Regions from separate parts of the Homo sapiens genome. Here region 2 is linked to region 1. Evidence: chromatin loops called from intact Hi-C (ENCODE). Cell type or tissue: tibial artery. All regions are shown on one strand. Links, peaks and the distances in the headings refer to the core of each region. The heading gives the core; the rest is flanking DNA.

Region 1 (11,900 bases), core at 1-5,000:
TGCCAAGGTGAAAGTACCCAACTTCAAAATGAGATACAAAAGCTACAGAAGACCCTGAAAAAAAAAACCAAGAGATATATGTCGCATAAGCTAAAGATCTAAACAACAGAGCTTTTCTGTCATCCTAACCCAAGGCATAACTGAAACAATTTTAGAATTTGGAACAAGTGTCACTATATTTGATAATAATTAGATCTTGCATCATAACACTAAAAGTTTACAAGAACATGCAGTTCAATGATCAAAATCATGTTTTTTCCTTAAAAAGATTGTAAATTGTGCAACAAAGATGCATTTACCTCTGTACCAACAGAGGAGGGATCATGAGTTGCCACCACTCAGAAGTTTATTCTTCCAGACGACCAGTGGATACTGAGGAAAGTCTTAGGTAAAAATCTTGGGACATATTTGGGCACTGGTTTGGCCAAGTGTACAATGGGTCCCAATATCAGAAACAACCATCCTAGCTTCCTAGGGAAGACAGTGTACAGTTCTCCATTATATCAAGGCTACAAGGTCTATGAGCAATAATGTGATTTCTGGACATTGCCCATGGATAATTCTCACTGATGGATCTCAAGCTAAAGCAAACCATCTTATACAGAGATCTAGAATCTTATATTTTCCATAGGAAGGTAAAGAAATCATTAGCAAGAGTAGGAATTGAATCATAAACAAATTGGCTAATGAAGAAATCTTTTCTTTCTTGTTCAATTCATCTAGATTATAACCTTAATGTGACACCTGAGACCTTTAGACAGTTGACCCTGAATTAAATAGTCACATGGTAACAATTATGCACTGTGTAATTTTAGTAATGTATAACATGCAATGATGCACTTTAACTGAAGATAGAGACTATGTTAGAAAATTGAACTAATTTAATTATTTGATTGTTTTAATCCTAAAGCATAAGTTAGTCTTTTCCTGATTCTTAAAGGTCATACTTGAAATCCTGCCAATTTTCCCCAAAGGGAATATGGAATTTTTTTGACTTTCTTTTGAGCAATAAAATAATTGTCTTGCCATTACTTAGTATATGTAGACTTCATCCCAATTGTCAAACATCCTAGGTAAGTGGTTGACATTTCTTACAGCAATTACAGATTATTTTTGAACTAGAAATAAACTAAACTAGAAATAAAATAAGTTTCACTAGTTTTTTTATTTCCATTTTTTTTTTTTTAGTTTTTCACCAAATAATAAGGTTTGAGTCTTTATAGCAGTGGTTGGCTAACTTTTCTGTAAAATACCAGATAGTGATTATTTATGGCTTTGCAGGTCAACTGTCTCAACTACTAAACTCTGCATACAGTACAAATGCAGCCATAGACAATACATAAGTAAATGGGTGGGGCTATGTGCCAATAACACTTAATTTTCAAAACCAGGTGGCACACACAAGCTATAGTTTGCAGACCTTTGTTTATAGAAACATTGGTCAAAGTTTCATTTTATATCTGCCTTATTTTACTTACATTTATAAGAATCATAAGGATTAGATTGTATATGTTAGAATCTTGAAATAATTATGTAGTGTTTCAAAATATTACACGATGAATCCCAAGAGGACCCACAGACCCTCTGAAGGAGGCAGACTGCTCCTGCAGGACCCAGGAAACACTCCAAATATTCTGACTGCCCCAACTGCAGAAGTGGGAAAGGGAGACCCTCCTCTCTGGAACACACACCCCCACTGGAGAAGCTGAAGGTTTGTGTGCAGGAGGAGTTTCCGACTTTACCTGAAGCTGAGTCAAGTTAGAGAGCCGAGCAAAATACAGGGGTAGAGGAAGCAGTTGGAAGGCCCTGGGAGCTCACTGTGTCCCCAGGCAGGCCATTCCTGCCTGGCACCACAGGGATCTATCGGGAGGTCAGCCAGAGGAGCAACAGGTAAAACTCCACAGAAAGAAGAAATTCTCCAACCAAACTTTGTAACAATTTGAATGGGGCGAGAAGCCTCCTGCCAGAACTCGGGGAGGGCACAAATCCAGCATGCAAACTTCACAGGCTGGTGAAGAACTAAAGTCCTTTTCTTTTTGGCTGAGCAGAAAGCCTCAGCCAAATTTTAAGCCCGCCCCTCTTGCCCTCTGCCTGGAAACAGACTCAGAGCTGTTGGCAGGGAGAAGGGCACAGTGGGAGTGAGACCGGCCTTCCAGTTTGCATCGGAGCTGGGTGAGGCCTGTGACTGCCAGCTTCTCCCACTCCCCTGACAACCTGCATGACTCAGGAGAGGCAGCCATAATCCTCCTAGGTACACAACTCCAGTGACCTGGGAATCTCACCCCCATCCCCCACAGCAGCCATAGCAAGATCCAGCCATGGAGAGTCTGAGCTCAGACACTCCTAGCCCCGCCCTGACCTGATGGTCCTTCTCCATCCACCCTGGTAGCTGAAGACAAAGGTCATTTAATCTTGGGAGTTCTAGGACCCTGCCCACCACCAGTCCCTCTCCCACTGATACTTTCTGGAAAGTGCCACCTCCTTTCAGGAGGCCAACCAGCACAAAAATAGAGCATTAAACCACCAAAACCAAGGACCCTCATGAAGTCCATTTCACCCTCCACCACCTCCACTGGAACAGGCACTGGTATTGTAGGAGGACAAGCCACCAACAAAACCCCTCAGACACTGAGTTAAAGAAGGAAGGGCTTTATTCAGCCAGGAGCTTTGGTAAGACTCACGTCTCCAACAACCGAGCTCCCTGAGTGAGCAATTCCTGTCCCTTTTAAGGGCTCACAACTCTAAGGGGGTCCACGTGAGAGGGTCGTGATTGATTGAGCAAGCAGGGGGTACATGACTGCGGGCTACATGCACTGGTAATTAGAACGGAACGGAACAGAACAGGACAGGGATTTTCACAGTGCTTTTCTATACAATGTCTGTAATCTGTAGATAGCATAACCAATTAGGTCAGGGGTCAATCTTTAATTACCAGGCCCAGGGTGTGGCGCTGAACTGTCTGCTTGTGGATTTCATTTCTGCCTTTTAATTTTTACTTCTTCTTTCTTTGGAGGCAGAAATTGGGCATAAGACAATATGAGGGGTGTTTTCTTCCCTTAGTATCCATGGCTCAGAGACCCATAGATGGTCCACATCACAGGACTCTGTACAGAAAACCCCCAATACCAGCCCAGAGCTGGGCAGACACACTGGCTGGCTAGACTCAGAAGAGAGACGACAATCACTGCAGTTTGGCTCACAGGAAGCCATACCCATAGGAAAAGGGGGAGAGTACTACATCAGGGGAACACCCCATGGGACAAAAGAATCTGAACAACAGCCTTCAGCCTTAGACCTTCTCTCTGACAGAGCCTACCCAAATGAGAAGGAACCAGAAAACCAACTCTGGTTATATGACAAAACAAGGCCCTTCAACACCCCCCAAAAATCATCCTGGTTCACCAGCAATGGATCCAAACCAAGAAGAAATCCCGATTTATCTGAAAAAGAATTCAGGAGGTTAGTTACTAAGCTAATCAGGGAAGGACCAGAGAAAGGTGAAGCCCAATGCAAGGAAATCCAAAAAAATGATACAAGAAGTGAAGGGATAAATATTCAATGAAATAGACAGCTTAAAGGAAAACAATCCACAATTCAGGAAACTTTGGACACGCTTTTAGAAATGCAAAATGCTTTGGAAAGTCTCAGCAACAGAATTGAACAAGTACAAGAAAGAAATTCAGAGCTCAAAGACAAGGTCTTTGAATTAACCCAATCCAACAAAGACAAAGAAAAAAGAATACGAAAATATGAACAAATCCTCCAAGAAGTCTGGGATCATGTTAAATGACCAAACCTAAGAATAATGGGTGTTCCTGGGGAAGAAGAGAATTCTAAAAGCTTGGAAAACATATTTGGGGGAATAATTGAGGAAAACTTCCCCAACCTAGCTAGAGACCTACACATGCAAATATAAGAAGCACAAAGAATACCTGGGAAATTCATCACAAAAAGATCTTCACCTAGGCACATTGTCATCAGGTTATCCAAAGTTAAGATGAAGGAAAAAAATCTTAAGAGCTGTGAGACAGAAGCACCAGGTAACCTATAAAGGAAAACATATCAGACTAACCTAGCAGATTTCTCAGCAGAAACCGTACAAGCCAGAAGGCAATGCGGCCCTATCTTTAGCCTCTTCAAACAAAACAATTATCAGCCAAGAATTCTGTTTCCAGCAAAACTAAGCATCAAACGTAAAGGAAAGAAACAGTCATTTTCAGACAAAATTGCTGAGAGAATTCACCATTACCAAGCCACCACTATAAGAACTGCTAAAAGGAGGTCTAAATCTTGAAACGAAGCCTGGAAACACACCAAAACAGAACCTCTTTAAAGCATAAATCATACAGGACCTACAAAACAAAAATACAAGGTAAAAAGCAAAAGCAAAAAACAAAAACAAAAAAATAACAAAGTACACAGGCAACAAAGAGTACGATGAACGCAAGGATTACCTCACATTTCAATACTAACATTGAATGTAAATCACCTAAATGCTCCACTTAAAAGATACAGAACTGCAGAACAGATAAGAACTCACCAATCAACTATCCACTGTCTTCAGGAGACTCACCGAACACATAAGGACTCACATAAAGTTAAAGTAAATGGGTGGAAAAAGCCATTTCATGCAAATGGACACCAAAAGCGACCAGAGGTAACTATTCTTATATCAGACAAAACAAACTTTAAAGCAACAGTGGTTAAAAGAGACAAAGAGGGACATTATATAATGATAAAAGGCTTGTCCAACAGGAAAATATCACAATCCTAAACATATATGCACCTAACACTGGAGCTCCCAAATTTATAAAATAATTACTAATAGACCTAAGAAATGAGATAGACTGCAATACAATAATGCTGGAGGACTTCAATACTCCACTGACAACACTAGACAGGTCATTAAGACAGAAAATCAACAAATAAACAATGGATTAACTATACTTTGGAACAAATGGACTTAACAGATACATACAGAAAATTTCTTCCAACAACCTCACAATACACATTCTATTCAACCGTGCATGGAACTTTCTCCAAAATGGACCACATGATAGGCCATAAAATGAGCCTCAATAAATTTAAGAAAATTAAAATTATATCAAACACACTATCGGACCACAGTGGAATAAAACTGGAAATCAACTCCAAAGGGAATCTTCAAAACCATGCAAATACATGGAAATTAAATAACCTGCTCCTGAATGAGCATTGGGTCAAAAACAAAATCAAGATGGAAATTAAAAAATTCTTCAAACTGAATGACAATAATGACACAACCTATCAAAACCTCTGGGATACAGCAAAGGCAGTGCTAAGAAGAAAGTTCATAGCCCTAAACACCTACATCAAAAAGTCTGAAAGTGCACAAACAGACAATCTAAGTTCACACCTCAAAGAACTAGAGAAACAAGAACAAACCAAACCCAAACCCAAACCCACCAGAAGAAAGGAAATAACCAAGATCAGAGAAATAAATGAAATTGAAAAAAACTACAAAAGATAAATGAAACAAAAAGCTGGTTCTTTGAAAAGAAAAATAACATTGATAGACCATTAGCAAGATTAACTAAGAAAAGAAGAGAGAAAATCCAAATAACTTCACTAACAAACAAAACAGGAGGTATTAAACCTGACACCACTGAAATACAAAAGATCATTCAAGGCTACTATAAACTCAGCAAAATTAAGTTACTTCCTCCTTAGTTTGGTAGCATCAATGTCCTGACCCAAATCCATATCATCTGACTTCTGATTTAGTGCTTTTCTTTAATATCTCCAGGAATCAAATAAAGCTCACTGTCCAAGGAGGCATGTTGCTTTCACCAGTGCTCCTCAATCCTGATATGCATTAAAATCACCTTATTAAGTATAAAGATTCCCTGGCCCCTACCCTTCCTCTGACTTTCTGACATAGTAGGTCTGAGAGTGTCATTGAGTGCAACAATGACAAGAAAATGGCAATGCAATGCTATGATTTTCTTGCATTGTTCCTGGATCTACAACCAGGAGTACTGGCCATTGGGAGCCTGAATAAGTTGGCTCTGGAATCCTTTTGGAATGACCCTGTAGCCTTCTCACTATCTGTATGACAAGGTGCTTCAGGTTTCCCTTATTCATTTCCTGTTTGCTGAAGCTACCATAGCTTAAGGCCTAAAATTGCTGGCCTGTATGGTATGTGTCTCTGTGCCAAAAATATTTTCAGTTTACAGAAGTATTTCTTCTCTTGTTTAAGTAATAAGTTGCTAGTTTTCCTTCTCTGAGTTTAGTGAAAGGAAATACAAGCTCCTCTGATCCACAGGGAAGGAGCACATCAAACACTGAGATCCTGACAAAAAAAAAGAAAAAAAAAGGCAGAAATCCCTCAGTGAAACCTGTCCAATCAGTCTTACAAATGACCAGGCTCAAGAATCAACAAAGCCAAATAAAGTGTTTCTACCAAAAAAATTTTAAAAAACATCAAGATTTAAGAAATACTTTTAATCTTTGATGCATTAAATAGTAAAACTAAAAATCAACATTTCAACATTCTGACAACTCTATGTGTATAACTTCTGCAACTCAAATGGACTAATTTCTGAAAAAAGCACAAACAAGCAACTAAAACTCACCCAAGTTAAAATAGATAACCTGAACTGTCATATAATTTCTAAAGAAACTGAAATGGAGTAAAAAAGTTAAGAATCTGAAAAACAAATCTCCACATCCAGATAGTTCCTCTTGACTGGCAAACCTTACTAAGCATTTTTTAAATAATTCCAATTCTTAATAATTTCTTTCAGAAAATATAAAAGGGAACATTTCCCAATTCATTCTATGAGCACAGCATCATCCTGATAACAAAATTAAACAAATACAGTACAAAAGTAAACTACAGACCATTATCCCTCATAAACATAGATGCAAAAATCCTCTACAAACTATTAACAAATCAAATCCAGCAATATAGAAAAATAATGCACACCAATCAAGTGGGATTCATCCTGTGGATGTAAAGCAGTTCAAAAATCAACTAGTGTAATTCACCACACTAAAAGTCTAAAGAAGGAAAAAAAATCACATGGTTATATAAATAGATAAAGAAAAAGCTTGATAAAATATGACAGTCATTCATATGAAAACTCAGCAAATAGGAGTGGAAATGAACTTCTTCAAACCGATCAAGGGCATCTGCAAAAACTCTACAGCTAACATCATACTTGATGAAACACTGAATCTTTTGCCCCTCAGATCTAGGAACAACACAAGAATGTTCACTCTCACCACTCCCATTCAACATTACATCGGAATTGTTAGTACAATGGAAGTGTTAGTGCAATTTGGGAAGAAAAGGATATAAAAGGCATATAGATCAGAAAGCATCAAATAAAACTGTCCTTATTTGCAGGCAACATTATTGCCTATGTAGAAAATCCCAGGTAATCTACAATAAAACTCTTAGAACTAATAAATGAATTTAATACAGTCAAAAGATACAAGGTCAGCACACAAAAATCAACCTTCAACAGTTTCTATATATAAGCAAAGAAAAACTGGAAACCAAAATTTTAAAAATGATACTATTTACAATAGCTACAAAAAAAGGAAACAAATAGATATAAATCTAACAAAGCATGAACAGGATCTGTATATTAAAACTACTCTAAGACCAAGAGACTGTCAGGATGGATCACAATTCCTGTATCTCCTTAGATTCCATCACCCTGTAGTTCTTATAATGCTCCTTCTACTCACAATAGAAAAGAAGGCTCAAGACCTTCTTTCTAGAGTTAGCCTTAACAAAGACTAACTTTAATGTTCTCCCATGTTTTATTATATAGATTTCCCCCCCAGTCTAACTCTAAAACAGTCCTTTTAGGAAGTTAGGTAAGACTACATAGAAAACAGCAATTGCTTAGGCTAGAGGAATTTATTCATTCAAGATAGTTGTTATCTACAAGATTCTCCGCCAAGGACTAGGAAACATGGTTGTGTTTCTCTCTTAAAGAGCTTAAAGTCTATGCTGAATACATATATTAAACAAATGAAAGAAAATTAAATACCCAGGAAATTGAGGGGAGAGCACATCTATGATTTAGGAAGGAGTTAATCTAATCCCCCTATAACAAGATAGTTCACACAGCTCTTTAGTATGTCTTAGCCCTATTTCACCTTATCAGTTAATTAGAGAAAAGAAAGAAAGAGAGAAAGAAAAGAAGGAAAGGAAGGAAGGAAGGAAGGAACGAAGGAAGGAAGGGAGGGAAGGAGGGAGGGAGGGAGGAAAGAAAGAGAGAAATCCAGTAGGGCATGGTAGTGTGTGCCTATAGTCCCAGGTACTCGAGAAGCTAAGGAGGGAGGATTGCATAAGGCCAGGAAGTCGAGACCAGCCTGGGCAACAGAGCAAGACCTGCCTCTTAAGAAAAACAAAAACAAAACAAAAAACAAAACAAAAAAAATCCTTGGAAATCTCTAAGGAAGCTGAGCATGGTGGCATACGCATGTAATCTCAGCACTTTGGAAGGCTGAGGCAGGAGGACTGCTTGAGCCCAGGAGTTCGAGGCTGCCATGAGCTATGATCCCACCACTGCACTCCAGCCTAGGCAACACAGCAATGAGACCCTGTCTCTAAAAAATAAAAAACAAATTTAAACAAATCAAAATTGGGAGAAGGGAGACGGGAAAAGAAAGAACCTATTACTTTGACCCAAACACAACTTCAAAATAATAATAATAATAATAATAATAATAGATATGAGCCCTGGCTATGTTGCCCAGGCTGATCTTGAACTCCTGGGCTCAAGCGATCCTCCCACTTCGGCTTCCCAAAGTGCTGGGATTACAGTTATGAGCCACTGCACCTGGCCCCAAACACAACTTTAATAGAGCAACATGCAGTCAGCATCCCTACCCAGTTGAATGAACTGGGTAAGTGAAAGAAATTAAGAAAGCAATGAGCACCATCTAGTGGCCAGAATTTTTATTTTTCCTCACAATATTTAATCACTACCTTACATTACTGATGAGTTTGTTCAAACTTACTGCCTGTCTCCCCTCCCTACTAGAAAATAAGGTCCAGTGGGCAGGGTCTTTGTCTTTTTTGTTCCTCACAGCATCAGTAGAGTCTAGAAAGGTTGCCAGGCACATATACATATAATAAATAATTTTTTTAAATGAATGAACATCTTATATACACTTTATTATCCCAACTCCATTCCTAACACTTCTCCCTGAAAGTTTACAATTATTAAACATCATATTGATTATTTCACGAGTTTGATAATTATTTATATTCTTGTGCTATTTATAATAGAATCTTCTCCCTCTACTCCCCACAAAGGATTTCATCAGTATCCCTTCTTTAAAGACCTAGAAAAGCTGGTGTTGATTAATATTCCTAACATTGCTCTAGGGATCTAACTGGCATGAAGCATCTAGCACTATCTTTGGGCCAGCATTGTGAACACTGCTGCAATAAACATGGGGGTGAAGCCATCCCTTTGATATACTAATTTCCTTTCTTGTGGGTATTTACCCACTAGTGGGATTCCTGGATGATATGGTAGCTCTGTTTTTAGTTTTTGTTGTTTTGTGTTTTTTTTTTTTTTTTTTTTTTCAGGAACCTCCAAGCTATTCTCCATAGTAGTTGTACTAATTTACATTCCTACCAACAGTGTACGAGGTTTCCCTTTTCTCCACACCCTTGCCAGCATTTGTTATTGCCTGTCTTTTGAATGTAAGCCATTTTAACTGGGGTGAGATGATATCTCATTGTAGTTTTTATGTGTAATTTGCATATTTTGAACCAACCTTGCATCCCAGAAATAAAGCCTATTGGTTATGGTGGATTAGCTTTTTGGTGTTGCTGGATTTGATTTGTTAGTATTTTGCTAAGGACTTTTGTGTCTGTAGTCATCAGGGATGTTGGCCTTTAGTTTTCTCTTTTTTTTTTTTTTGAGACGGAGTCCTGCTCTGTCGCCCAGGCTGGAGTGCAGTGCCTGGATCTCGGCTGACTGAAAGCTCCGCCTTCCGGGTTCAGGCCATTCTCCTACCTCAGCCTCCGAGTAGCTGGGACTACAGGCGCCCGCCACCACGCCCGACTAATTTTTTTGTATTTTTAGTGGACACGGGGTTTCACCGTGTTAGCCAGGATGGTCTCGATCTCCTGACTTCGTGATCCGCCCGCCTCGGCCTCCCAGAGTGCTGGGATTACAGGCGTGGGTCACTGCGCCCGGCTGAAGTTTTGTTTTTTTGCTGTGTCTCTGCCAGGTTTCGATATCAGACTGATGCTGACCCTCAGGGGTTAGTAAGGAGTCCCTCCTCCTTGATTTTTCTGGAATAATTTCAGTAGGATTATTGACAGCTCTTCTTTATACATCTGGTAGAATTCGGCTGTAAATCCATCTGGTCCACAGGTTTTTCTTGTTGGTAGGTTTTTTAGTACTGATTCAACTTGGATCCCATTATTGGTGTGTTCAGGATTTCAATTTCTTCCTAGTTCATTCTTGAGAGGTTATATGTTTCTGGGAATTTACCCATTTCTTCCAGGTTTTCTAGTTTGTGTGCACAGAGGAGTTCATAATAGTGTCTGGGTATTTTTTTTTTCTGTAAGGTCAATGGTAATGTCATATTTGTCATTTCTGATTGTGTTTATTTGGATCTTCTTTTTCCTTATTAATCTAATAGTCTTTAAATCTTATTCTTCCAAAGAAACAACTTTTGGTTTCATTGATCTTTTGTATGGATTTTGCATCTCGATTTCATTCAGTCTGCTCAATTTTGGTCATTTCTTTTCTTTTGCTAGTTCTGGAGTTGATTTGCTCGTTTTTCTAGTTCCTGTAGGTGTGATGTTAGGTTGTTCATTTGAGATCTTTCTAACTTCTTGATGTAGGCGTTTAGCACTATAAACTTTCTTCTTACCCCTGCTTTAACTGTGTTCCAGAGATTCTGATATGTTGTATCTTTGTTTTCATTAGTTTGAAAGACTTTTTTGATTTCTGCCTTAATTTCATTGTTTACCCAAACATCACCCAGGAGCAGGCTGTTTAATTTCCATGTAATTTATAGTTTTAAGAGATCTTCTGGGTATTGATTTCTATTTTTATTGTGCTGTAGTACTAGAGTGTGGCTGGTATTATTCCAGTTTTTTGCAATTTGTTGAGAATTGCGTTATGGTTGAGCATGTGGTCAACCTTAGAGTATGTGCCATGTGCAGATGAGAGGAATGTATATTCTGCGCCAAACTGATTTGTAAAGTCAAAATTCATTTTCCCTTTTTAAAAATTGTTCAAAGACTGTAAAGACTATCTGACTGATTCAAATCACAAATTCTAACAGTTAAGTTGCTATCAATACAGCCAAACGTGTATGTGAATAGACAGACAACAGATAAATGAGACACACATTTACCCTGATCAGCCTTTCCATGGGTTAAGTGTACAATTTCTATTATGGTTTTTGAAATAGTTGAACTAATGTTTGTATAGCTATTATTATCTGGCTAGGAAACATTAGTTTAATATTCTAATACACACACATAAATATTGCATTTAAAATACTTACGTGAGACTGAAAACTGAACATAATTCTCTAGAGCAGGATTATAAGGTGGAAAAGTCTTTAGGAACTTACAACCCCACACTTAGTTGTCTTGTTTCCTAGAGCAGTCCTTCTTAGTACTACTGTAGGGTTATAAGATAAAGGAAAATGTAGTCCTGCCTCCTTGACTCTTAGTACCTAGAAGTCACAGATACCTCTTCAGCAGCATTTTCAGATAATGAGGCATTGCTACTATCTTCCAACTTGTTTTCCTCCCTCACTCCTCTATTGTCACCTGGAAGACCCATGTAAAAGGAAAGCGGAATGCCTTTGGGAATCAACTAGAATAGTAGTCAGTAAACAATTACAGGCAAACTGTGGCT
Region 2 (13,549 bases), core at 4,404-9,403, 450 kb before region 1:
TGCTAATGGGATAACAGCAGCAGATTAGTGCAGGGAGCACCTTCATCATCTGTCTATGCTGTAAGGCAACGCAGTCTGAAAGACTGTGTTGAAATAAGTTCACTGGAAAAAACCCAAAGCCTTCCAATGAATACTCAGTCACTTTCATGGTTAAAACCGTAGAAAAGTGCAAAGCACCTAAAGCCATAGATGAGTTTATGAGCCTAGGTAGCTGTCACCTAGCACTGGCTTCAAAGGAATGACGTTATGTAAGACAGAGTACAAATTGGGGATGGGAGTGTGGGTGTAAGGGCAAAGGTAAAGGAAGGAGGTACCTTAAAGGAAAAAGAAATTAGAGTACCTTGAAGGACAAAATAGATGGTTCTGTATCAGTGGATATTCAGACATCTGGGCCTCTTGGACTCTAAGAGCGTTTCCTTTACATTTATCGCATATGGCAGTTCAGAAGCAGTAAGTACATGATCTTTGTTTTTTTTTTAATAAACTTTATTTTTAGAGCAGTTTTAGGTTCACAGCAGTACTGAGCAGAAGGTACCAAGATTTCCCATGTACCCACTGCTCCCACACAAGTATAACCTCCCCCACTATTCATATCCTCCTCTAGAGTGGCACTTGTGTGACAATTTATGGACCTCCATTGGCACATCATTATCACACAAAGTGCGTAGTTTGCATAGGGCTACCCTTGGTGTTGTGCATTCTATGGGGAAATGCATAATGTCAGGTATCCATCATTATAGCATCATACAGAATAGTATCACTGCCTTGATAATCCTCTGTACTCTGCCTGTTCGTGCCTCCCTTCCTTTAACCCCTAGAAATCATTATTCTTTTACTGTCTGCATGGTTTTGTACTTTCCACAATGTCATATAGTTAGAATCATATATATCCAGCCTTCTCAAGTTGGCTTCTTTCACTTAGTAATATGCGGGTTCTGGTGGATTCAGATTTCCTTACCTCTTTCTTCTACTGCCTTTGGCTTATCTGCCCTGAATCTCTTCCTATAAACTTTCACCTTTGTAAACTTTTTTTCTCCAGGCAAAATCTTTCACCTCTGGAAGCACAGTGTGTTGCCTCTTGGAAATCCAGTCTTATTCCACAAAAGAGAAGTATGTAAACATAGCTGTTTATTAATTCTCTCTCTTTTTCTCTTTTTGTCTTCCTCCTCCCTCCCTCTCTCTGTCTCCCTCTGTACCTCTGTGTTTCTCTCTGTCAGTTCTGTAAGGATCAGTTCAACTCTCTTAAAATACCCCTGCTGTCCTCATGTGGACATCTGCTGAGAAGCATGATGTCTTCGAAATTGATGGCCAAGTGGTTAAAGAGGAATTGGTGGAATTATCACCTGGCTCCCACCAGTGGGCTCCTGGTGAGTTGCCTCCATCTCTGGCTGCTGCCAGGACTTTGACCTACAGTCACAGCTTTACCAGGTCTTTGGTTTAATTTGATAGACTCAGCTCATTTCCTGGTGCTGGTAGCATATGAGTAGTTCTTCCTTATTTTCTTGTCTCAGTACCAAGGTCTGTAGTCAAAGGAGAAAGTAAAAGCAATTTCTTCATTAAAGTGCATGAAGCTTCTCCATGTAGAGAGTTGATAGCTCTCTTTGGAATGGAAAGAGCTGCCACCTGTTGGATTGTTTCTAGATGGGATCAGGATGGTCCTTGTCTGGTGTCCAGATTGACCTTCATCCTGGGCACCAGAGAGTCTCGGTGGGCTCTTTCTGCTGTTGCTTTATTTTTCCTCTAGGACTGGGCAGAATTCATTTTTTGAAGTTAGAAAAATAACACGTGTTTATTTGTACAACCTTTAAGAAAAGCAGATAGTGAAAGAAAGAAAATAAAAGTGACCCATGAATTTCAACATACTGTCATACTGTTAATAGTTTGCATTGTCATCCTATATGTGTATATACTTCTTAGAATCATTGTATCCCATTGCAGATTAGAAGTGGTTTTATACCACTCTACACAAAACAGCATATTGCAAGAATTTTTCTATGCTATGATGTATAATTGACATCATGTTTTTAATGCTGTTCAGCATTTCTCATATTGACATTGGTGCTTTTGCACTTGGATTTCCTTTTCTGAGGATAGGAGGATTTGAAAGGTCTTCCTTTGGTTGGTTTCTTGTTGTCATGCAATCCTCAGCCCAAATACCACCACCTTAGCATGGCCTTCCTTTGTCCTCAATTTAAAGAGTCTCTGCCACTTGTCATTTCCCATACCATAAGTCACTCATCCTTTGAAATGATCTTGTTCATTTATTTGTTTGCTTGTGTTGGCTCTGCCCTGTGTAGAATATGGGCTTCCTGAGAGCTGAAACCTTCTCTATCTTTATTACGACACATCCTCAGGGATTAGAATAGTATGTGATGCAGATAATTTCCTCAGTAGATATTTGTAGACTGACAGACTGAATCCACTCAGTTGCTGCACCAATGTACCAAATGCATTCAAGCAATTTCTTATTGCCAAGATCTCAATTGTACTGTTTTTTTTCTGATTATTTTATCTGATTATTAGTGATATTGAGCACCTTTTCAATATATTTTCAAAATATTTTATTTCTGGGTTCTCTATTATGTTTCACTGGGCTCTCTATTCTGTTTCATTGGTTTGTTTTCCAGAGACAAGGTTTTCCTCTGTCACCTAGGCTGGAGTGCAGTGCAGCAATCATAGCTCACTGCAGCCTCGAATTCCTGGACTCAAGCGATCCTCCCACCTCAGCCTCTCAAAGTGCTGGTATTACAGGAATGAGCCACCATGCCAGGCCCATTTATAATACTTTAACATTACAAGAATGTCTTTGTGCAGTAGGACAGATCTTTTTTTCCTCTCAACATTTTAAATTGAAACATTTTAAACATCCAGATAAGTAGAAAGAATACAGCAATGAACACCCACATAACTTTGATCAAAATTAAAAGTTGGTTAATATTTTGGCACACTTTCTCTCTGTACACTTTCTTTAATGAACCATTTAAAAGTAATTTGAAGACTTTGTAATACTTCATAATTAAATATGGTATTAAAAAGAATTTGAACTTAGTTTGTCTTGCAGGCTGTGATTTAGTACAGTTCATCTATTTTGTGAACCATAGTACTCTTTTGTAAGTAATGGCTTTTATTTTAAGTATCAATTTCCCCATTTTGACCAGCTGCAAACAGGAATATTTATTTATTTTTAAAACAACTTCATTGAGGTGAAATTGATATATAACAACTGCACATATTTATTATATACAATTTGATAGGTTTCAATGTATGCATATACTTATAAAATCATCACCACAATCAATGCAATAGATATATCCACCCCTCCAGAAGTTTCCTTGTACCTCTTTGTTTATTTTGTAGCAACATATAACATGAGATCTAGCCTCTTAACAAATTTTTAAGTGTATGATACTGAAACTTTATACCCATTGAATAACCACTCCCAATTTTCCCTTCCGTCAACTCTTGGCAACCACCATTCTATTCTCTGCTTTTATGAGTTTCACGATTTTAGATTCCACATATAAGTGAGGCCATGCAGTATTTGTCGTCTGTAACTGGCTTTATTTGTTTAGCATAATGTCTTCAGGTTTATCCCTATTGTTTCAGATGACAGAACATTCTTTTTAAAAGCTAAATAATATTCACACACATTTTTATCCATTTTTGGATATTTGTGTTATTTCCATATCTTGACTATTGTGAATGATTATTGTGAATAATGAACTTGGGAGTGCAGCTATCTCTCCAGGGTCCTGGTTTTTCTTCTTCTGAATGTATACCTAGAGGTGATATTGCTGGATCGTGTGGTAGTAATATTTTTAATTTTTTGAGGAACCTTCATAGTGTTTTGCATAGTAGCCACACCCTTGTACATTCTAATCAACAGTGTACAAGGGTTCCAATTTCTACAATCATTATCAACACCATTATTTTTTAAAGTTTCTTTTTTTTTTTTTGATGGGGTCTTACTCTGTCACCCAGGCTGGAGTGCAGTGGCATGATCTGGGCTCACCACAGCCTTGATCTCCCCAGACTCAGGTGATCCTCCAACCTCATCCTCCTGAGCAGGTGGGACTATAGGTGCAAACCACCACACCCAGTTAATTTTTGTATTTTTAGTAGAGATAGGGTTTTGCCATGTTATGCAGGCTGGTCTTGAACTCCTGGGCTCAAGAGATCTGTCCACCTCGGCCTCTCCAGGAGCTAGGATTACAGGCATGAGCCACTGTGCCTGGCCTTTTTTTTTTAAATAGTAGCCATCCTAACAGGTGTGCAGTGATGTGTCACTGTGGTTTTGATTTGCATTTCTCTGATTATTAGTGATATTGAGTGCCTTTTCAATATATTTTCCAAATATTTTATTTCTGGGTTCTCTATTCTGTTTTATTGGGCTCTCTATTCTGTTTCATTGGTCTATATGTCTGTCTTTATGCCAGTTCCATACTGTCTTAATTACTGTAAATTTGTATTACATTTTCAAATCAGGAAGTGTGATGCCTCCAGCTTTGTTCTTCGTTCTCAGGTCACTTTGACTATTCTGGGTGTTTTGTGCTAAGCTCTTGGCTTGACTTCATGGACCATCCAAGATATGCAACCCCATAATTAACACATTTTCTAGTTTCCCTATTTAAAGCTTTAGACATCTTGGGGCTTTGCTGATCCTGGAGAGACTGATCCTCCCAGGGCTAGGCAGTTTTTAGAGATACTAAGGGATTCTCCTGCAAGTGTGCCTTTCATATGCAAACTAACCAACCTGAAGCCCACACGCCACCACTTTCTCTGTTGGCTCTCACACTCTGGGTCACTACCCATCTGCCCTACTCACCCAAAGGCCAAATACCAGAAAGTAAGAACAATTCCTCTGCTTCAGAGCCCACTGAAATTATTCCAGCTAGCCAATCCTAAACCTGCTTGCCCTGCTAGTTCTAGTTCACAGTTGCTCTGAATAGCATCCTTGACTGTAACTGGAACCACCTGGAGGTGGAGCGAGGCTTTAAAACACTCACACTCAGCCTCAACTCTAGACTTACTAAATCAGTCTCTGGTGATGGGTCAGAGCTCGAGTGTAAGGATTTTTAAGGAGAACCCCAGTTGATGATTAAGTGCAGCAAGTATTAAGAATTACTTATTTAGTCTTTTGACTTCTAAAGGAGGCCTCCTACTAGACTCTTTACTTTAGACAAGCTCTGGTCTTTGACCTCTGTCTGCTTACTTCATAAATGCCTTCAAAACTGAAGGTTGCCACCATGGCACATGTATACCTATGTAACAAACCTGCACATTCTGCACATGTATCTCAGAACTTAAAGTATAATAAAAATAAATAAAATAAAAAGCAAAACAAACAAAAATCCCTGAAAGTTCATTCCCTTTGTTGGCAAATGCTATTAGGAAAAAAACAGCTTCAATAACTCCACTTAACTCTTTGGTCTCCCACCTTCCCTTGGAATTTGGTCTTTAAGATCATTCATGACAAATTAGTCCATTTTTAATACTGCTTTTAAAAATATTAAACATTTTTAAATCCAAAATTTTACCTTTTTTTCAGCACAAATCTTTGTCTGCATAGATTATTCAGATTAGTCTACCACACTCCCCAAATCCTCAGCCTAAGTTATTGCCAAAACTCGTATCTGCTCATTCTGCCACTTGCTTCTATTCTCAAATCCATTTAGCAGTGCGGCCATAGCAGACAGTTCCAGCAGCTGCTATGTCCTCTGTTGAGAGTCTTTCTCCTTTACTTACTCAGGTTTTTGTTCAGGCTATGTAAGGCTGCCTCTTTTGCCCAAGCACAGCTTATAAATTCAGAGGAGCTAAAGTCCCTGAGGGGAACTCTCAACCAATGGAAACTGGGTTGTTAAATAAATACTCCACATTGTCCCTCAAAGAGACAATTATGAAATGCACTCTATATAATTCTTCAGAATATCCACTTTGGGATTGATCTCCAGTTGCTCACAATAGTAACCAACTCATTAATTCGCCTTTTTAGCTTTGTCCGTGTGTTACTCTCCCTTTCCCTGGCTTCCTGTCACCATTTCCCAAATAAACTATACACATCCAAGTCTTTCCTTGTTGGAGAGAGAAACCAAATAAAAACACATTATCCCCATGGGAACCTAAGACCTTACCATTTCTTTCATCATTTCAATTAACCTTTAAAAAACCTCCATCATAGTCATGTTTACATTAGAAAATGCATACAGTGTTATCAATGTATGAATTTGATTTATTTATGTAGCTGGATTTCAACTTTATTATAACAAATTTTATTGTGAATTTTATATTTCAAATATATGTTTATTATTTATTTTATAATTAATATATTACCAAAATTCATTTTATAATAAATATTTATATTAATACCATTATAACACATTTAATCAATATTTAATAAATAATACATATATAAAGTTTATATTTACAATAAATATTAATATAGTAAACTTTATATATAAAATTTATTTCAAATATTTGAAAAATAAATTTGATTTCACCATAATTTATAATTTATTATGAATTTCTATAAACTCTATATTGCCATCAATAAATTTCCATAAATTCTATACTGATATCTATATATTCTATATTGATATCACTTTCCACAGGAAAATTCATTCGTATATTACCAAATAAATTACCAAACATAGCCACATGATGGCAGTGCCTGCAAGCGCTTATCTCTTCAGTGTAGGCATGATACATCCATGATAACACTGCTGTTCCTTAATCTGTGTTTGAGGTGAACAGGCCGTATCTAGCAAATGCAAGCAGAAATATCTCTGCAAAATCTGTATTTATAACTTCATTGTCCACCCCGCTAGGACTAGCCGGAGTCATCATGACATACATCCAAATGTTAGGCTTTCTTGCTCACTCACAGGGGCCTGCAGACCTGGGCAGGTGTCCCCCTAGCCAGACCAGGTTCTTCCTCTTTACTACTGATTTTGTTCCATCACCACGTATTACTCTGTGGCTTATGTAGGAGCTGTGGGCAGCACTATGCTGTTGGGAGTTAGACAATTAATTGAGCAGACATGTCAATTCATTGCTCAGGAATCCAGGCAGAAATTCACTTGACTGATAGTCAGATAGACAGAGTAAACACATTTTTTGTTGGTATCTCTGCTCCGATGAGAATTTTTATATGTTGTTTGATCCAAATCACCTTAGAAGTAGACACTTAGACTGAGAGCCTGGAACTGATCCACTAACTTGTAAGATACCTGGGCTGGTAATAATCCCTTGCATATTGTTCCATTAACTTTACCTAATCCAGGGGTCAGCAAACAAGAGATGGGCCAAATTTATCCCACTGCCTACTTTTGTAAATAAAGTTTTATTGGAACACAGCCACACTCATTTGTTACATATTGTCTATGGTTGCTCTGGAAGAATAGATTTGACAGAGACTTATGGTATGCAAATCCTAAAATATTACTATTTGGCTTTTAAATTTTTTCAGAGATGGAGTTGCCTACATCTGGAGTGTAGTGGATGGCCTCAAGCGATCTTCCTGCCTCAGCCTCTAGAGTAGCTATTACTCCTGGTGCATGATAACATGCTTGGCTTATTTAGCCTTTCATGAAAAAAGTGCAAGAGTTTGAGCAAAATGTTAAGGATGAGCCTCTCTAGATATGCAATTAAGGATTAGTCATTTTTATCTTTACTTGTCTTTATTTTTTAATTATTTTGTTGTAAAATGATTACCTGCTGAACTAGACATATATATGAGTATATACATTCATATTTATATATTGGTATGTTATATATAATTAGCTCTTAACAAGAGAGTTCACTTGTCCCTTGAAGCTTTGAAGCCAGGCATTGACTTCTCTTCTCTACTTATGAAAGATCATATTTTATGTGTATATATATATATATATGTATATATATATCCATAAAACACACACATACACACACAGAGTTTGGACTATATAGTTATTTTTAAGTAATAAGGATCAGCCAGATAGGGACTAATTTTATTTCTAATAGAAGCGTATACAGCTCTTACTCTGAAGCTTTCCAAAGTGTGACTACTAGAAAGATAGAAAAAAAAAACGCTCTCTTCAGGTTATGATTGCCTAGAAGCTCCTTGACAGCGACGGTCTTGCTTTCTGCATTTTTGGGCCTGCTGCAGGGCCTGATAGAGGTAGCCATGCAGGCGCCCACCATGGCTCTTTCCAGGCCAATCACTGCTGCCCTGAGATGATGTTTGGGGAGCAGCACATCCAGGGGGACGCAGCATTCCTGGCTGTCACCGCTCATCTGTCATTGGTTTAAGTGGAGAAGCTGAGCTTCCCCAGAACTAAAGCCAGCCACAGACTCCTGCAGGCCAGGCAGCAGGCACCCTGCCCTTCCTGCCCATTCCTCAGTTGCCACTCTTAATCAGAAACCAAGTCTTGAGTTAGGGACTAAGTTGCATTTAAAAGAAAGTGAACATACCTGCTCTACAGCACCGCAGGTGCAAGAACAGTTTTCAGTTGCCTCACTCACCCCTTGGTCTCTTTCCTCACTCTACTTTTCTTTGTTCCCCATTAAAGGAAGAAAAAATAAAAAAGCTGAGGGAGCTAGTTATTTCCACAAATGAGATGGTGCAACAAAACTAAACTTGAATGTAAAATTAATCCATGCTATTGTTGAAGAGTTTGCTAAGACATGCCTGAATCATCTGATGTGAGTTTGAGGATGCGTGTTGGGTGCAGGGGTGAGAGGAGGTCAGAAAAAGCCATAGATACTGCACAGTCACACCTTAGCAAGCACAGTCCTGTCAGATTGCTTTTGTCTTCTGTATCTTGGAAGGCTTCACGGGCTTTCTTCTTGATACCTCTCCCAGTTGGCTTTAGTTTTTTTAGTTTAGTTTTTTTTTTTTTTTTGGCACAGAAGATAAAATCCACAGTAGAAACATAAAGCTCTAGAAACCAAGAATATTTTTAAGCATTTTCTTCTAGTTAGAATTCCTGGGTTATTTTTTTAGTGTACAGCTTTTGACATTTTAAATATGTTTCCCCCGTCTCCATGACTCCTACCTCCCACCACAGGCATACCTAAAGGTATTGCAGGTTTGTGCCAGACCACTTCAATTAAGTGAATATTGCAATAAAGTGAGTACACAAAACTTTGGTTTCCCAGTGCAACATGGAACTTACGTTCACACTATACTGTAGTCTACTAAGTGTGCAATAGCATTATGTCTAAAAACAAAATTACATACCTTAATTAAAAAATACTTTATTGCTGAAAAATGTTAATAATCGTCTGAGCCATCAGCAAATTGTAATCTTTTTGCTGGTGGAGAGTCTTGCCTCAATGTCAATGGCTGCTGACTGGGGTGGTGGTCACTGAAGGTCAGGGTGGCTGTGGCAAATTGTTAAAATAAAATGACAGTGAAGTTTGATGCATTGACTTACTCTTCCATTACAAAATATTTATCTGTATCATGAGATGCTATTTGGTATTATTTTACCCAGTTTTTAAAAAAATGGTAGTCAGTCCTCTCAAACCCTGCCACTACTTTATCAACTAAGTTGATGTAATATTCTAAACCCTGGGTTGTTGTTGCCACATGTTCATACCATCTTCACCGGGAGTAGATTTCATCTCAAGAAACCACTTTCTCTGCTCATCCATAAGAAGCAACTCCTCATCCATTCAAGTTTTCTAATGAGATGCAGCAATTCAGTCACTTCTTCGGGCTGTAGTTACAATTCTAGTTCTCTTGCTATTTCCGCCACATCTCCAGTTACTTCCTCCACTTGTGTCTTGAATCCCTCAAAGTCATCTATGGAGGTTGGAATCAACTTCTTCCAAGCTGCAGTTAACATTGATATTTTGACCTCCTCCCATGAATCAGAAATGTTCTTAAAGGCACCTGGATGGATAAGTTTTTTTAAAGGGTTTTCAATTTACTTTGCCCAGATTTATCAGGGGAATTACTACTATCTATGTCAGCTATAACTTCACAAAATGTATTTGTTAAGTAATGAAAATTGAGAGTTGAAATTATTTCTTGATCCATGGGCTACAGAATGCATGTTGTGTTAATAGACATGAAAACAACATTAATTTCCCTGTACATCTCCATTAGAGCTCTCAGTTGACCAGGTACATGGTCAATGAGCAGTAATATTTTGAAAGATATGTATTTTTTCTGAATTGTATGTCTTAACAGTGAGCTTCAAATATTCATAAACCATGCTGTACACAGATGTGCTGTCATACAGGCTTTGTTGCTCCATTTATAGACCATAGGCTGAGTACCTTTGGTATAATTTTTAGGAGGGGTCTTAGGATTTTCAAAATAGTAAACAAATGTTGGATTCAATTTAAAGTTACCAACTACATTAGCCCCTAACAAGAGAGTCAGCTTGTCCTTTGAAGCTTTGAAGCCAGGCATTGACTTCTCTCAACCTATGAAAGTCCTAGATGGCATCTTTTCCAATACAAGGCTGTTTCTTCTACTTTGAAAATCTGTTGTGTAGTGCAGCCACCGTCATCAATTATCTTAGTTAGATCTTCTGGATAACTTGCTGCAGCTTCTACATCAGCACTTGCTGCTTCATCTTGCACTTTTCTGTTATACGTACAACTTCTTTTCTTAAACGTCATGAACCAATCTCTGCTAACTTCCAAGTTTTCTTCTGCAGCTTCCTCACCACTCTCAGCCTTCACAGAATTGAAAAAAGCTATAGCCTTGTTCTGGATTAGGGTTGGGCTTCAGGGAAACTTGTGGCTGCTTTGATCTATCACTAAACTTTCCACTGTTACTAAAGCTGTCTCCACTGAAATGTTAGTGATAAAAGACCACAAAAACTTTCTTGCTATTAGTCATTAGGATGTCTCACGTTCTCATCATTCATATGTTCACTGGAGTAGCACTTCTAATTTCCTTCAAGAACTTTTCTTTTTCATTCACAAGTTAGTAACAGCCACAAGAGGCCTATCTCGGCTTTACATGCCTTCCTCACTAAACTTAATCATATCTAGCTTTTGATTTAAAGTAGGGGATTTGCAACTTTTTCTTTCACTTGAGCACTTGGAGGTCATTATAGACTTATTAACTATCCTAATTTCAATATTGTTGTGTCCTAGAAACTATGGTTGCCTAAGGAGAGGGAGAATAGCAGGGGAATAACTGGTGAGTAGAGCAGTGGGAACACACACATTTTTAAAGTTTCTGTTTGTGGTACACCAAAACAATTCCAATAGTAACGCCAGTGATCACTGGTTGCAGATCACCACAGCAGGTATAATAATAATGAAAACGTTTGAAATATTGTGATAATTACCAAAGTGTGACACAGAGACTTGAAGTGGACACATGCTGTTGGAAAGATGAAACTGATAGATTTGCTGTACACAGAGTTGCCACAAACCTTCAATCCGTAAATACACAAAGTCTGTAAAGTACAATAAAGTGAAGTGCAATAAAATGAGGTCTACTTGTACGTATGTATGTATTCATATATATATATGAATACATACTATACATATATATACACACTATATATATACTATATATATATACACACTATATATATACACACAACATATATATATACAACATATATATATATATATACACAACATATATATATACACACACACACACACACACAAATCTGTGGCACAATGGGTGTTTAGAGTTTAGAGTTTATTTGAGGAAGAAAACATGAATTGGAAAGCACCAAACCCAAGGAAGTTCAGCATTAGGATGACAAAGCATCAGAGGCAAGTATTTATAAGGCAACTGTGGAAGCAAAATAAAGAAATTACTTTAGCAGTTACAAGATTGCCTTTTTTAGTTTACCTTGTTGGAAAGTCTCTAGTCATGTAATCATACTTTATTTCACTGCTTATGACTGAGTCGGGGCAGAAAAACTTCTACCTCCATCCTTTTAGAGTCCTTGGTGGGAGAAAAATTGACATAAGTAAGATTAAGAGGAAAGACACATAGGATGTTTTACATGGCATGAGAGCCATGTAAAGAAATGAAGACCCAAAGAAGTGTTTAGAATTAGTTACTTGTATAGTGGATTAAACAAAGAACAATTGGCAGTGAAGAAGTAGCTAAATTATTTGGAGAGGCTTAAAAGATAAAACTATTTTAACAAGGTCTGTACAGAATTCTCTTGGTTTCAACTTCGCATCCTGAATACAAGGATATTGCCTTTCCTTCTAGTATAGAGAGTGTGTCTTTTACATGGGAGTTTCATATTCTGCTTTTAAGAAACAGCATTATGATCAAACCCTGCTTTTTTTCTAGTGTCTTTAGCTTAAACATTCAATATGGCAGAATAGCATATTTCAACTCTTTCAGTTGGCTGAGCTTAAGCTTTTTTTTCTAACATAAGCATTTGCCAGAAATTACCCAAGTTAACTTTTCACTTATGTTTGCAGTTTAAGTAAGGTTAAGGCTATTTTTAAGGCCCAGTTAATTTGTTTGCTCAGGGATTTTTCATGCTCAGTGTCCATTTTATTTTATTTTTTAAATTTATTTTTTAATTTTTGTAGGCATAGAACAGGTATGTATATTTATGGGGAACACGAGATACTTTGATACAAGCATGCAATGTGTAATAGTCACCTCTTGAAAAACTGGGTATCCATCTTCTCAAGCATTTATCATTTTTTTGTTTCAAACAATCCAATTACATTATTTTAGTTATTTTAAAATGTACAATTAATTATTGACTATAGTGCCTGTGCCTGTGGTGTATTACTCAAGAAATCTTTGCTCAGCCCAATGTCCTTCATAGTTTCCCCAGTGTTTTCTCTTAGTAGTTTTATAGTTTGAGGTTTTGAATTTAAATCTTAATCCATTTTGATCTGATTTTTATATAGAACAAGAGTAGGGGTCTAATTTCATTCTTCTGCATATGGATATCCAGTTTTTCCAAGACCATTTATTAAAGGGACTGTCCTTTCCCCAATGTATATTCTTGACACCTTTGCTGAAAATGGGTTCACTGGAGATGTATACACTTATTGCTAGGTTCTCTATTCTCTTCCATTGGTCTCTGTGTATGTTTTTATGCCAGTACCATGCTGTTTTGGTTATATAGCTCTGTAGTATAATTTGCAGTCAGGTAATGTGGTTCCTCCAGTTTTGTTCTTTTCACTCAGGATAGCTTGGTTTCTTTTGGATCTTTTGTTGTTTCATATAAATTTTAGGATTGTTTTTTCTATTTCTGTGAAGAATGTCCTTGATATTTTGATAGAGAGTCTATTGAATCTGTAAGTTTCTTTAGGGAGTATGGACAGTTGATTCTTCAAATCTGTGAACATGCAATATCTTTCTATTTTTTGAGTCCTCTTCAGTTTCTTGCATCAACGCTTTATGGTTTGTGTTGTAGAGATCTTTTACTTCTTTGATTAAGTTTATCCCTAGGTATATTATTTTATTTGTAGCTATTGTAAATGAAATTACTTTCTTAATTTCAGGTTTTTTGCTATTGGCACATACAAATGCTACAGATTTTTGTATGTTAATTTTGTGTTCTGCAAACTTATTAAATTTGTTTATTAGTTCTAAGAAAGTTTTTGTGGA

The links. A loop is a pair of places that touch in the nucleus more often than their neighbours do. Peaks named below come from ENCODE experiments on the same cell type or tissue, not always from the same donor. Only the 100,000 strongest peaks of a DNase experiment are listed, where the experiment ranks them.
Region 2: a loop joins it to region 1, with 4 times the contacts of the local background. A loop is called at or near these places in 87 of 110 quality-filtered maps.

The regions. Positions count from the first base shown.
Region 1 is chr1:88,995,926-89,007,825 of GRCh38, reverse strand. It overlaps GBP3 (guanylate binding protein 3), which reads left to right. Exons shown (of 11, transcript NM_018284.3): 11 at 1-1,146. The coding sequence ends at 102. Among named protein-coding and RNA genes, the nearest start is that of RBMXL1, 9.2 kb to the right of the region's middle. In tibial artery, for the core only: no CTCF peak of the experiment used is centred there; no DNase peak of the experiment used is centred there; H3K27ac peaks cover 1,334 bases.
Region 2 is chr1:89,448,467-89,462,015 of GRCh38, reverse strand. No RefSeq gene overlaps it. Among named protein-coding and RNA genes, the nearest start is that of LRRC8B, 70 kb to the left of the region's middle. In tibial artery, for the core only: a CTCF peak has its summit at 6,675 (motif pointing right); no DNase peak of the experiment used is centred there.